2 separate regions of the Homo sapiens genome follow, and region 2 is linked to region 1. The links are chromatin contacts, found by Hi-C or POLR2A ChIA-PET in ENCODE. All regions are on one chromosome and are shown on one strand. Each heading gives the region's core, a stretch centred on a gene start or an enhancer-like site at or near the end of the contact. The rest is flanking DNA. Distances are from core to core; before and after follow the strand shown.

The links. A loop is a pair of places that touch in the nucleus more often than their neighbours do. ChIA-PET counts read pairs that join two places held with the same protein, here RNA polymerase II (POLR2A). Pooled maps may share reads with other maps.
Region 2: a map of gastrocnemius medialis shows a loop between it and region 1 (13-fold over the local background). The contact joins two enhancer-like sites. A Hi-C loop is called at or near these places in 2 of 168 maps with a recorded cell type or tissue (gastrocnemius medialis and psoas muscle) and 2 of 50 pooled maps. POLR2A ChIA-PET finds 5 or more read pairs at or near these places in 1 of 52 experiments (activated CD8-positive, alpha-beta memory T cell).

Annotation. Positions count from the first base shown.
Region 1 is chr16:79,358,102-79,363,920 of GRCh38, forward strand. It overlaps a transcript of MAF not described here. Among named protein-coding and RNA genes, the nearest start is that of MAF, 240 kb to the right of the region's middle. Within about 2 kb of position 3,435, at least 2 of the 41 ENCODE cell types and tissues checked have a DNase peak (open chromatin) inside an H3K27ac peak, as active enhancers do; they include gastrocnemius medialis and psoas muscle, where a contact is called at or near this core.
Region 2 is chr16:79,540,924-79,546,440 of GRCh38, forward strand. It overlaps a transcript of MAF not described here. Among named protein-coding and RNA genes, the nearest start is that of MAF, 57 kb to the right of the region's middle. Within about 2 kb of position 1,318, at least 8 of the 41 ENCODE cell types and tissues checked have a DNase peak (open chromatin) inside an H3K27ac peak, as active enhancers do; they include gastrocnemius medialis and psoas muscle, where a contact is called at or near this core.

The DNA.
Region 1 (5,819 bases), core at 2,185-4,684:
ACATCACAGCCCCTGCCCCCAGAGGAAGGGCAGCAGGGCCAGGAATTTTTCCCACCAACAGCTAAACTGTTTGCTTTTCAAATACTGGCGATGTAATGAGAGCTAAGACTTCTGGAGGAGGCAAATCCTGCTCACTGGCTTCGGCTCTGGGGCTGGGGGGTCCTGGTCGAGAGTTCCTCGACCCCAGCAGGCTACAGGGTGATGATTGCTAGGATCTGCTACATTCCAAGGTACATCAGTATGACCTCCAAGGGATGAGAACTGGACAGGCAGCTTGACCCTTGACCTCCCTCGTTCACTGATCCCCTAGCTGTGATTATTTTTAATTTTGATGACGTTCATTTGGGAGAAGGCAGCCCAGCAGAGCTACTTGATCCCACCCAACTCCAGAGATCCCAGCCAGGCCTGGATAGCTCCCGGGGCAGGGTAGATAGAGGAGCGTGGATGGGAGGCGTGAGACTGCAGTGAAGGATCCCACCTTGGCAGCTGCTCACAAAATGTGAACAAGTCACTTTACTTTTTTGCGAGGATGTAAAAAGATAATGTAGGTGAGGGCTTTACAGATACCTGACATGCAGGAAGGCATGAAGTGCCGGCTGCTGAGATGATGGTGAGCACTAACTTTTAAGACTGTTGGCTTTATCATGAAACAAGTATGCCTCTCCAATGTTAAAGCCCCAGTCTCCCACCTCATTCTCTCAGATTCTTGCTCTGGAGCCCATTCCTGGGGAGTCTGAGATTGAGGTAGGCCAACAGGATGCTGCAGAGGCTGCTCCGATGGGAGGGAAATTTCCTGGCAGAAGTGGTCAGTGCTGTGATGAGGCCCTTCGGTACAGGCCACCCCTGGCTGCTTGGGAAGGCCACAGATTTAGAGTGCCGGAATGAACAGAAAGGCTCTCCACAAAATGCATATTTTTCAGGGAGGCCTGAATAAGGCAGAATCTAGACAACAAAGGAGCCAGTGCCCAGATCCACAGGCATCCCCGGAAGCTGGCATGGGTTTGGAACTATAACATGCCCCCAGATTCCAAATCTTTCTCTCTCCATACATCATTCCATATGCATGCCCCACAGTAGCTGGGGAATGGAGAATCAGAAGGCTGTTTTACGCCATCACTTTCTTTCCTAAACCAGGTCATCTTGTTGCCATGTACCCCAAAGGGCACATCTTTGCACGAGGTCTCAGGAAGTGATGGTGATGTCAGTTCCAGTAGCTTTTACAGAGGCGTTTGCTAATAGTGCCTTAACAGGAAATTCTAGGGCACAGCAAAAAGTTTCTCTGATGGGATGCCAGTATTTTCAGATGACTTTTTGCTGAAGAATATTCTAGAAGATAAGATAGTCTAATGCACTGTCCTCAAAGTTGATCAGATCATCCACTCAGCCACATCAAGCTAATGCTTAATGTGCTCTATCAAGACATGCCAGGGAGTGGGTTATGCTGAGGGACAAAGCCAGCCCCAATTGCTGTTCTTTGAATGCACCCAGCTAAGGAGGAGAATTCAGATAACAATTAAATCATTACGGAAATCAATTAAGGTAAATAATCTGATTTTTTTGATTAACAATTTGACTTGAGTTCTTTTACTTTGTAGCCAAGAGCTTGGGGGTCAAGCAGACCCCAGCTTTCTTCTGAGGTAAGTGCAGAGTAGGACCACACCAACAACTCATCTTTCATCTTAAAAGAGACACTGGCATTCAGGAGGGAGTCCAGAAGCTGGGGACAGTGATGATGAAGGATTACTCAACTGTTTCACATGTGCAACAGCTGGGAAGTGGAAGGAGCTTAACCTGGAGAAGAGAAGGCCATGGGATATTAGATTGCCATCTTATAACATGTGAAGGATTGCCATTCATGGGTGAATGCTCTTGGCATGGGGAGTATTGTTCTGAGTAGGACCAGAGGGAAGAACCTGGAGCAATTGGGGAAGAGGGTGGGGTGGCTTTCAGGTTCATGCAAGGAAGGACTTCCTGACTCTTGGAATGGCTGCCTTGGAACACAGGGAGCTGTCCATGAGAGAGCTATCATGTCTCATTCTTGTCTCCATTAGCCACCCTGTTTCCAAGCTTGTGATGGGCTCCATTGAAAATGATGTTCACATATTTGGATTGCTCTCCCCATCTTTTTGAACCCCTTCCCCTCTGTCCTGCCTCATGTTCTGCTATCCACCTGTCTCTGCTCTCCTGGGGAATCTCACCTGGCCTTGTTTCCCATCTGCAGCCTCCCAAATGCCCTTAAATGATGCCCTACTGGGTTTGGTTGGATTACGGCAATACACAAAAGCATGGCTTTGGAGCAAGACAGACCTGAGATTAAATCCCAGCTCTACCACTCATGAGTCATGTGGCTGTGTGCCAGTGCCGTCTCTGAGCCTGTTTTTCTCATCTGTAACTTGCAGGTGATGACACTACCTGTTAGGATTGTTGGGAGACATTCAATGAGATCTGTGGATAGCCATAGGCTTAGGGTAAATAATCTCATTTTTCTTCAACAGCAATTAACCAATTTGACTTGAGTTCTTTTATTTTGCAGCCAAGAGCATGAGGGTCAACCAGACTCAGTCTATAAGAGGTCAGGGTAGGACAAGTTTTGTCTTTTCTGCTTGCTCTGCAAGTGCTGTGGGCATTTCAATCATTTTCAGAGAAGCGGCAAGATCCACTGCAAGAAGGAGTGGAACAAGGACTTGGCCTGCCCTACAGATAGGATCATAGCCCACCCAGCAGGGATGACTCAGGAGCATCTACCTACCCTTTAACTGGAGTTGCTCCTGCCATGAAAGCTGACTGTGAACATCTCTTTCTAACTCCATGTTCAGGGACTTTGTGTTGTTAGCTGGAAGTCGGCCATGGTAGGAGCATTTACACCACAGAAATTGGCAAAAGCTACGAATCAAGACTCCTTCACCCCCCAGCAATATTTATGTTACTAAACACATTCCAGCACACACTATTCCTTTGACACTATGAAAAGAAAGGCCCAAATCACACTATTCACCTTCAAAATCTTTGGGTTCCCAAGGAACAGGAATCAGTAGTACAGATAAACTTTGCCTTGATATGCAGGGAGAACTTTTCTGGTGGAGTTGACACCAGGGATCTGTGCCCCTCTCTGTTGTCCCCTCATTAGGAGAGCTGAGGGTGTCCACATGGGTTGTCATTTAACTTTAATCTACCAGCATCCATGGAGAGCACTCTGAGTCCCTCCTCTAGGTGTACCCAGGAAGGATGTGGAAATCACCAATGATTGGGAACAAGCTGCACCTGTGAAGCAAGGTGCCTGGGTTGGAACTTCTCAATAATGTATCATTTCCTTATAGGGGCCTAAGGAGGCTGAGGCATGGTGTTGAAGTTTGATTAGTAATAAGAACATAGCAGGTTAACCTCTAACATTTAGCACTTTCCCCCGGATTGAATGACGGATCTCTATCTGGGTGAGCCATGCTAGCCGGCTGCCTGGGAACATTACACCTCTCTAAAAGCTGTCAGTCTCTGTCACTGTCTTTGCACAATGGAGCCCATAGCTATTTTTAAAGGACTGTGTCACCTTTCAAGAGAAATTACGTCTGCACGAAAGATTGGTTTTTTTTTCTTTTGGTTGTTTTATATACAGATTTGGTGGTCTTTCATCTCCCAAGGTGAAGTTCGGTGCTGAATCCCCCACAAGCTGACATTGTTTTGATTTTTATTTTAGGGAGAATATGAAGGAATCGAGAAAAAGTCAGATAAATGCTTAAAGTCCAGGCTGTTACAGAGAGGCATCTTGTCTGTAGAAAGGAAAGGAAAGGAGCAGACAGAACGTTTGTCCTGCAAGCACTGGGTGGCAAGCATTTGACTATAATAATTGCTATTTTGTTAAATCCTTTCCCAAATTCTGCCAAGACAGAGATCGTTAACCCCATTTGAAGATGAACTGGATTAGGAAGGTGGGCTCTGAAATAAAACTCTCTGGGTTTATAATCCCAGGTTGACTTGGAGGCCACTTACCTATCTGTGATATCATGCCTCAGTTTCCTTAATCTTCAAAATGGTGCTATTCACAGTGCTTACCTCATTATAAAGGTATTGTGAGAATTAAGTTAGTTAATCCAAGGTAAGTATGTAGACAAATGCCTTGAACATAGTCAGTGCACATAAATATTGTTTGTTTGCTTGTCTGTTGTTTGTGTTAGAGTGTTTGTGTTAGCGTGCAGCATCTGATGACTATGCTTTTTCAGGCTTTTTAGTAACAGTATTGCTCTCGCTGACACACACAGATGCCTTGAATATACGAGTTACCCCCACTTTTCAGAGGGAGATCCCAGTGCTTGCCTCAATGAATTTTGTTGTTGCTGAGAAGGTTAAATTGAGATCCTTCATGTCGAATGTTTGACTCAGCCCTCAGTGCATGAAAAGCTCTCAGCACATTAAAGTTATTTATTAGTCACCATTAGAAATAGTCCTCTCATGAGGAAACAGATTTAGAAAGTTGCGAATGAACTATAGGCACGAAGAGCAGGTTGCTGCAGTGAAAACGGAATATTCTGAAAGACTTGTCAAAGGCAGACGGGGTAGTCAAGTTAGATCTAATAAGCCTCTAAAAACCCATTGATAAAATTCTAGACTGCATACCTTTACATTCTACACTTTAAAGAAAGTGAAACTCCAAGTTGCAGATGAAGCAGTATGGGTGTGGTTTCCACAATGGGAACACCTGGTGCTCTACTCCAGACCTGCTCAAAGCAAGTGCTTTGCTCTTACAAAAGAGAATAGTAAGAAAGTGTGCATTTATATCTTTTAAGTTAAAGCAAAATGCCTGTTATATACTGGTATATCCTTTTTTTATGATTCCCTGCATTAAGCTTCTTTTATGATTAACTATCCAACTAGTAATCCTGTTAGCCTTGCATAAGGGACTATATTTCAACTGCAAAGTCATTTCAGCTTCAGAAACTGCCCTCACTTCTTTCTTTATCACCTGATATGGGTCCCTAAAAGGGGGGGAACATGCAGGGAAGAAGAGGGGCAAATCTGTTTATCTGAATATCTATTAATTTAAAAATCATTGAGAAAGCTCCTAACTCATGATAGAAATCAGAGATGCAAAGATGAACAAGGGTAGGGGGGTGGGGAAAGTCCCTGCTCTTAAGGATCGCTCAGCTCTTGTGGAGGAGATATATTAAAATACAGCTCCTTCTTGACTTACAATGGGGTTATGTCCTGATAAACCCAACCTAAGTTGAATATATAGTGAGTCACAAATACATTTAATACACCTAACTTAGCAGACATCATAGCTTAGCCTAGCCTGTCTTAAACATGCTCAGAACACTTCAATTAGCCTACAGTTGGGCAAAATCATCTAACACAAAACCAATTGTATAATATGTTGTTTAATATCTAATGTAATTTATTGAATACTTTACTTACTTACTTACTAGTGAAAAACAGAATGGTTGGATGGGCACTGGAAGCGTGGTTTCTACTGAATGTGTATTGCTTTCTCACCATTTTAAAGTTGAAATATTAAGTCAAACCATGTTAAGTCCAGAGCATCTGTAATTACAATACAACGAAATTGGTACCAAAATGGAGGTCTGATAAAGTTCCTGAAAGCATAAAGGAAGAAATGGTTAACTCTGACCTCAGTGAATGGGGTCACTGGGGCAAGACTTCAAAATAGGAGACTTGGTAAGAGTTGTAAAGGATCATTAAGAGTTGACTAGATATAGGACATCTAAGTGAAGGAAGAGAAGGAACAAATATCTGGAGGGTGAATGGGTGTGATCTATGTTGGATGGCAAATAGCTCAGTATAGTTCAGTGTAAGGGTAGTTGAGTTGG
Region 2 (5,517 bases), core at 68-2,567, 180 kb after region 1:
GATTATCACCACTACTACTATTGCTATTACCGCTAGTACTATCACTACTACTATTTACTACGGTTACTACAACTGCTATTTTTAGCACTACATCACACTACTACGGTTACTACTGCTGTTGCTACCATTACTACTATTGACACGATTACTGCTATCACTATTCCTGTTACTACTAGAGCTGCTGCTACTGATATTACCACTACTATACTAATCTAATAGTGCTATAATTATTGCTATCACAATTACTTTTACCATTACTGTTACTACTGCTGCTTCTTCAACGACTGCTATCGTACTCTAAGCCACCTCATGCGTTTACAGCAACCACACATTCCAGATTTAAGGGAAATCATCTTGGTTGGAATTATTCTGTCTCATCACCTCCAAAAGTCCTCTCACAACTGTCAGACTATGCACCTGTTCGTGCAGAAAATATTTGTACCCGTAACCCAAACCCTTGTTGAGTGAGGCAGTCATGCGCAGGGCTGAAGGAGCCTGCGTCAGTCCCTGGCAGGGACTCTAGGCACAGTAGTACCTGCTTCCCAAACCACCAGAAAAAAAAAAAAAATAATAAATGCTGCTACACAGGAGCTGTTCTCCTTTTAAGGATAAGGAAACTGAGGCTTAGGACAATACGTAATATGGCCAAGTTCATACAGCTGGTGAAAGACGAGACCCTAATTCAGACAAGGTTCTACCAGGGCCCTTGTTACCAGCTAAGCTACTAGGGTTTTTTTAGTTTTTTTTTTTTTTTTTTTTGAGATGGTGTTCCAGTCTGCTGCCCAGGCTGGAGTGCAATCTTAGCTCACTGCAACCTCCACCTCCGGGTTCAAGAGATTCTCCTGCCTCAGCGTCTTCAGTAGCTGGGATTAAAGGCAGGCACCACCACGCCCAGCTAATTTTTGTATTTTTACTAGAGACGGGGTTTTACCATGTTGGCCAGACTGGCCTTGAACACCTCACCTCAAGCGATCCACCATCCTCAGCCTCCCAAAGTGCTGGGATTACAGACATGAGCCAACAAGCCCGGTTACTACTAGGGTTTTGAATGATTAAAAAACAGGTTCAGATTGTGGCATTTGCTCAGTTTCCTCAAGGCATGAGATAGGCTTTGGAATAAAAAGCTAAGCTGGTTGGTCCCAGTTCTCCTGACTCCAAGCGTTTCAGTCTTTGGTGACAATTTCCTCCAACTGCTAATGACAATTCAGCGGCAGGTGACCATCCTTGCTGGGACACGGGGCTCCTGGAGCAAGTCCTGTGCAGCTGAAGAGGGGAGCGAATGGGAACTTTGGAAGGAGGAGGAAACAGGAAGTCCAAGCGAGCTCCACGAAGCCTCCGGGCAGGAACGCAAACAGGAAAGCGGTTCTCAGCCAGTGGTGGCCTCTCGCTAGCTAGGTCTGGTGTCCCCAAGGCCCCCCTGGTGCGTGTTATTTTTGGACCATGCCACGTGGTGAGTAAGTGCCTGTTGGATTAGATAGAGTCAAGGCCAGCTTCCAGGCTGGTGTCTCCCAAGCAACAGGGGTCAGTGGCCCCAGGGACATGGCCTATGGCGGAGTTTCAAATCACACTACCCCCAGCCACCCCCCAGACATCTCTGAGGCCCTTGGATAACAAAAGGAAGCAGGGAAAGAAAGAGGGAACTGCTCTTCCTTCCCCTCCAATCAGAGGTCTCCACTCTGGGTACAGTGGCCAGATCTGATGACCTTAGCAAAGCCGCTCTTGGCCTGGAGAATCTTGCAAGCTTGGACTTTCTGGGGCTCGTGCACTGATGGGCAAGCTGGGTTTCCTGGACTGGGAGGGGTTAGCTTCCTTCCCCTTTGGGACTCATACCTCAACCCCATAGCAATTCACTGAACTGCTCCTGGCCTTGGTTAATCTTCAGTGACCATGGCTAGTAGATCATGATAGACTTTAAGAAAGGAGTGTCAAGGCAGTTGGTTTCCACATAAGTTAGACTCTGGGTGGTTTTTATATCATAAGCTAGCACATCTGACCTATAATAGTAAAGAAATTATCCCATTGTGTGACCTTACAGGATTGCATATGTGTGTGCATGCACACGTGTGTGTATGTGCAGTTATGTTTTCTCTCTCCATCTCTCTCTCACAATCACATAAACAATAAAAAACAGTAAATGTTAAGCCTTTTAAAAGCAGAACCACATCATTTTGAGTTTTGCATTTCACTAGACAAAGTGGGAACATTCGTGGTAACATCATGAAGAGTGATAACATAGTAATAAAAGCAGATTTTTCTCAGGCATTTAAAAGGATAAGAGACAAAGGTAGGCGCGATCCATGCTAGCTGGGTCTGTCCATATGATTCCCCAGTATCTTGGAGACAGGCAAGAGTGTAGCTAGAATGGGATTTTAAGCCAGGGAGAACTGGGGATCAATCCCGGTCAGACACCATGACCCTGGTCAAGTGCCTCCTTCCCACTTATCTCATACACAAAATGGGAATGGTGCCTACAGTAGAGGCTTTCTGCCAAGATGACAAGAGCCACTTACACAAAGAGCATGTGGTGGACACCTAGCGGATGTTCAACAAATGTCTGGATGTTCTCAAGATGGCGGGCAGTCCCACCTTTCCAAAGCCTTTGCGGGCAGGACAGACGCGCTCAGTCACAAAATTCCTTTCCTTTGTCTCAATGCCCCACGTTCTGGGTAACATAATATGGTGCTCCTCAACGGTGGCCAAGGGTCAATGCGATGTTTACAGCTGAACAATTTCCAGGCCCTCTTTTCTTTTTCTTTTTTTTTTTTTCTTTTTTTTTTTTCTGAGACGGAGTCTCGCTCTGTCGCCCAGGCTGGAGTGCAGTGGTGCAATCTCGGCTCACTGCAAGCTCCGCCTCCGGGGTTCACGGCATTCTCCTGCGTCAGCCTGCCCAGTAGCTGGGACTACAGGCGCCTACCACCGCGCCCGGCTAATTTTTTATATTTTTAGCAGAGACGGGGTTTCATCGTTTTAGCCAAGATGGTCTCCATCTCCAGACCTCGTGATCCACCCGCCTCGGCCTCCCAAAGTGCAGGGATTACAGGCGTGAACCACCGCACCTGGCCCAGGCCCTCTTTTCTTGTACCAAGGTAGAGAGACAGACACCAAGAGACACCCCCATCTTTGAATGCTAGACTAAAAACGGGAAAATGTTTGTAAAATTAAGTTTTAAAAAGCTACCCCAACAAGTGGTATGATATGGTCAACCGTGGGGGGGAAAGTTTGCACAGAGAATCAAAGAATATACACTAAAATAAGAGGAGCAACTATTAAATTTACAGTTCAACACAGTAGGAACTAGCTACATATGGCTATTTAGATTTAAATTAATTAAAATTAAATAGAACTAAGCCTTCAGTTCCTGACACACTAGACTCATTTCAAGTGCTCGGTCATCACACATGGCAGATGGCTACTGCATTGCACAACACAGATCTAGAAGAGTCCATCAGCAGAGAAAGTTTTACTGGACAGCACTGATGTAGAGATGGAGGTATTTTGAGTGATTTCAAAATTTTATTTCCCTAAATAATATTCCATCATTATTTTTTTCCTATAAAAATGTAAATAGCAGCCGGGCATGGTGGCTCATGCCTGTAACCCCAGCACTTTGAGAGACCGAGTTGGGTGGATCACAAGGTCAGGAGATCGAGACCATCGTGGATAACATGGTGAAACCCCGTCTCTACTAAAAATACAAAAAATTAGCCAGGCGTGGTGGCAGGTACCTGTAGTCCCAGCTACTCGGGAGGCTGAGCAGGAGAATGGCGTGAACCCAGGAGGCGGACCTCACAGTAAGCTGAGATTGCACCACTGCACTCCAGCCTGGGCGACAGAGCAAGGCTCTGTCTCAAAAAAAAAAAAAAAAAATGTCAGTAGCAACAGACAAAATACTAAAATATTATTTTATGTATTGATATGGCACCTTACTTACATTCATTCATGTTTGGTAAAACTGAAATCACAGAAAGAGGTGCTAACCTAATAACGAGGGACTGATCCTTAGACAGGACTTTCATGTTTGGCCATTGCTAAGTTAAGCCTCATGGGGCTTGAGGTGGTTCTCTATGAACTCAAGCAATCTTGGGTCAGGGACCACTGGCTCCCTCAGGCCAGGATGGTGTCCTTCACCACTTTCCAAGAAGACACTCAGCATGCATTTCTGTTGTTTGTTTTCCTTCTTAACTCCTGGAATATTAAATAGATGATCTCAGAATCTTTCCCTCCATGGTTCTAAATTATATCCTTAAATAATGTGGAGGAAAAAAAAGTGAGAAAGGGCAGAACATGCATTACAAAGTAGACTCAGACACAGGACATTGTTTTGGACCTCAACTTCCCGCAAATCAAGCTTGGAGAACATACACAGTGTCTGTGTACTGAGTGAAAGGTGGGGAATGCAGAACTGGACATGCTGCAGAACTGAGGGGGCCCATGCAAAACGACAATGCAAGGTTCCTTGTTCAAAAAGTATCAAGAGATTCAAGGGGACAGCAGAATGTTAAATCAAGTGTGGCACCCATTTGAGCATGAGTACAACTGCACACATTGCATGCCTATGAAGATGGACCCCATGCAGAATTCCAGTTTTTCACAAGCCATTGGAAAAAAAAAAAAAGATTTCAATAGAAAATCGTGGACATTACAAAATTTACCAGAAATTTTTGTAAGTATCACTGCAACCCCCACCCCCCCACAGAGGCATCTTATTTTTTGGTCTATCTTTGATCTCAATACTAAAATTCAAAGTATTTCTATGTAAGCTATTTTAAAATATGGATGCCCATAGAAGCAGAGAGTAGTACGGTGGTTACCAGAAGCCAGGGGATGGGGAGTGGGGGAGATGTTTTTCAAAGGACATAAAATTTCAATTAGAGAGGAGGAATAAGTCCAAGAAATTCATTATACAACCTGGTCACTATAGTTAATAACAATGTATACTTCAAACTTGCTTAGAGAGTAGATTTTAAGTGTTTTCACTACCAAGAAAAAAATAAGTATGTGGGGTAATGCATATTTTAATTTGCTTGATTTAATTAATCTAATTAATTAGCTATTTCACAGTGTAAACATACTTTAAAACATTATACACCATAAATATATACATTTTTGTCCATTAAAAATAAATAATAAATTATAAAATAAAATATATCACTACATTGGAAAAAATAAACAAAATGTGGTATGAGTGTTACCAACATCATCAAAAGGTTAAAGAGATGGGATGAACTTTAAAACTTGATTTTATTGGATAAAGGACAAAAAAGTTCTATCATTGTGAGAACAGATCTATGTCCACCTTATAAAATAACCCCAGTCATCTTAATTTAAACACTATTGATTGGTAACCCAAATGAAAATCAAAATCAATAAGAGAATTTTTTTTTTTCAGAGTGGGATATTATAGACTCCATCCTGAAACTAGTTTTAGGGAATAAACTTTCCAGTCATATAACCTAATTTATGCCACTTTTTATGAATGAGTGACTTGGGCTGGGAGAAGAGATAGAAAGTTTTGAC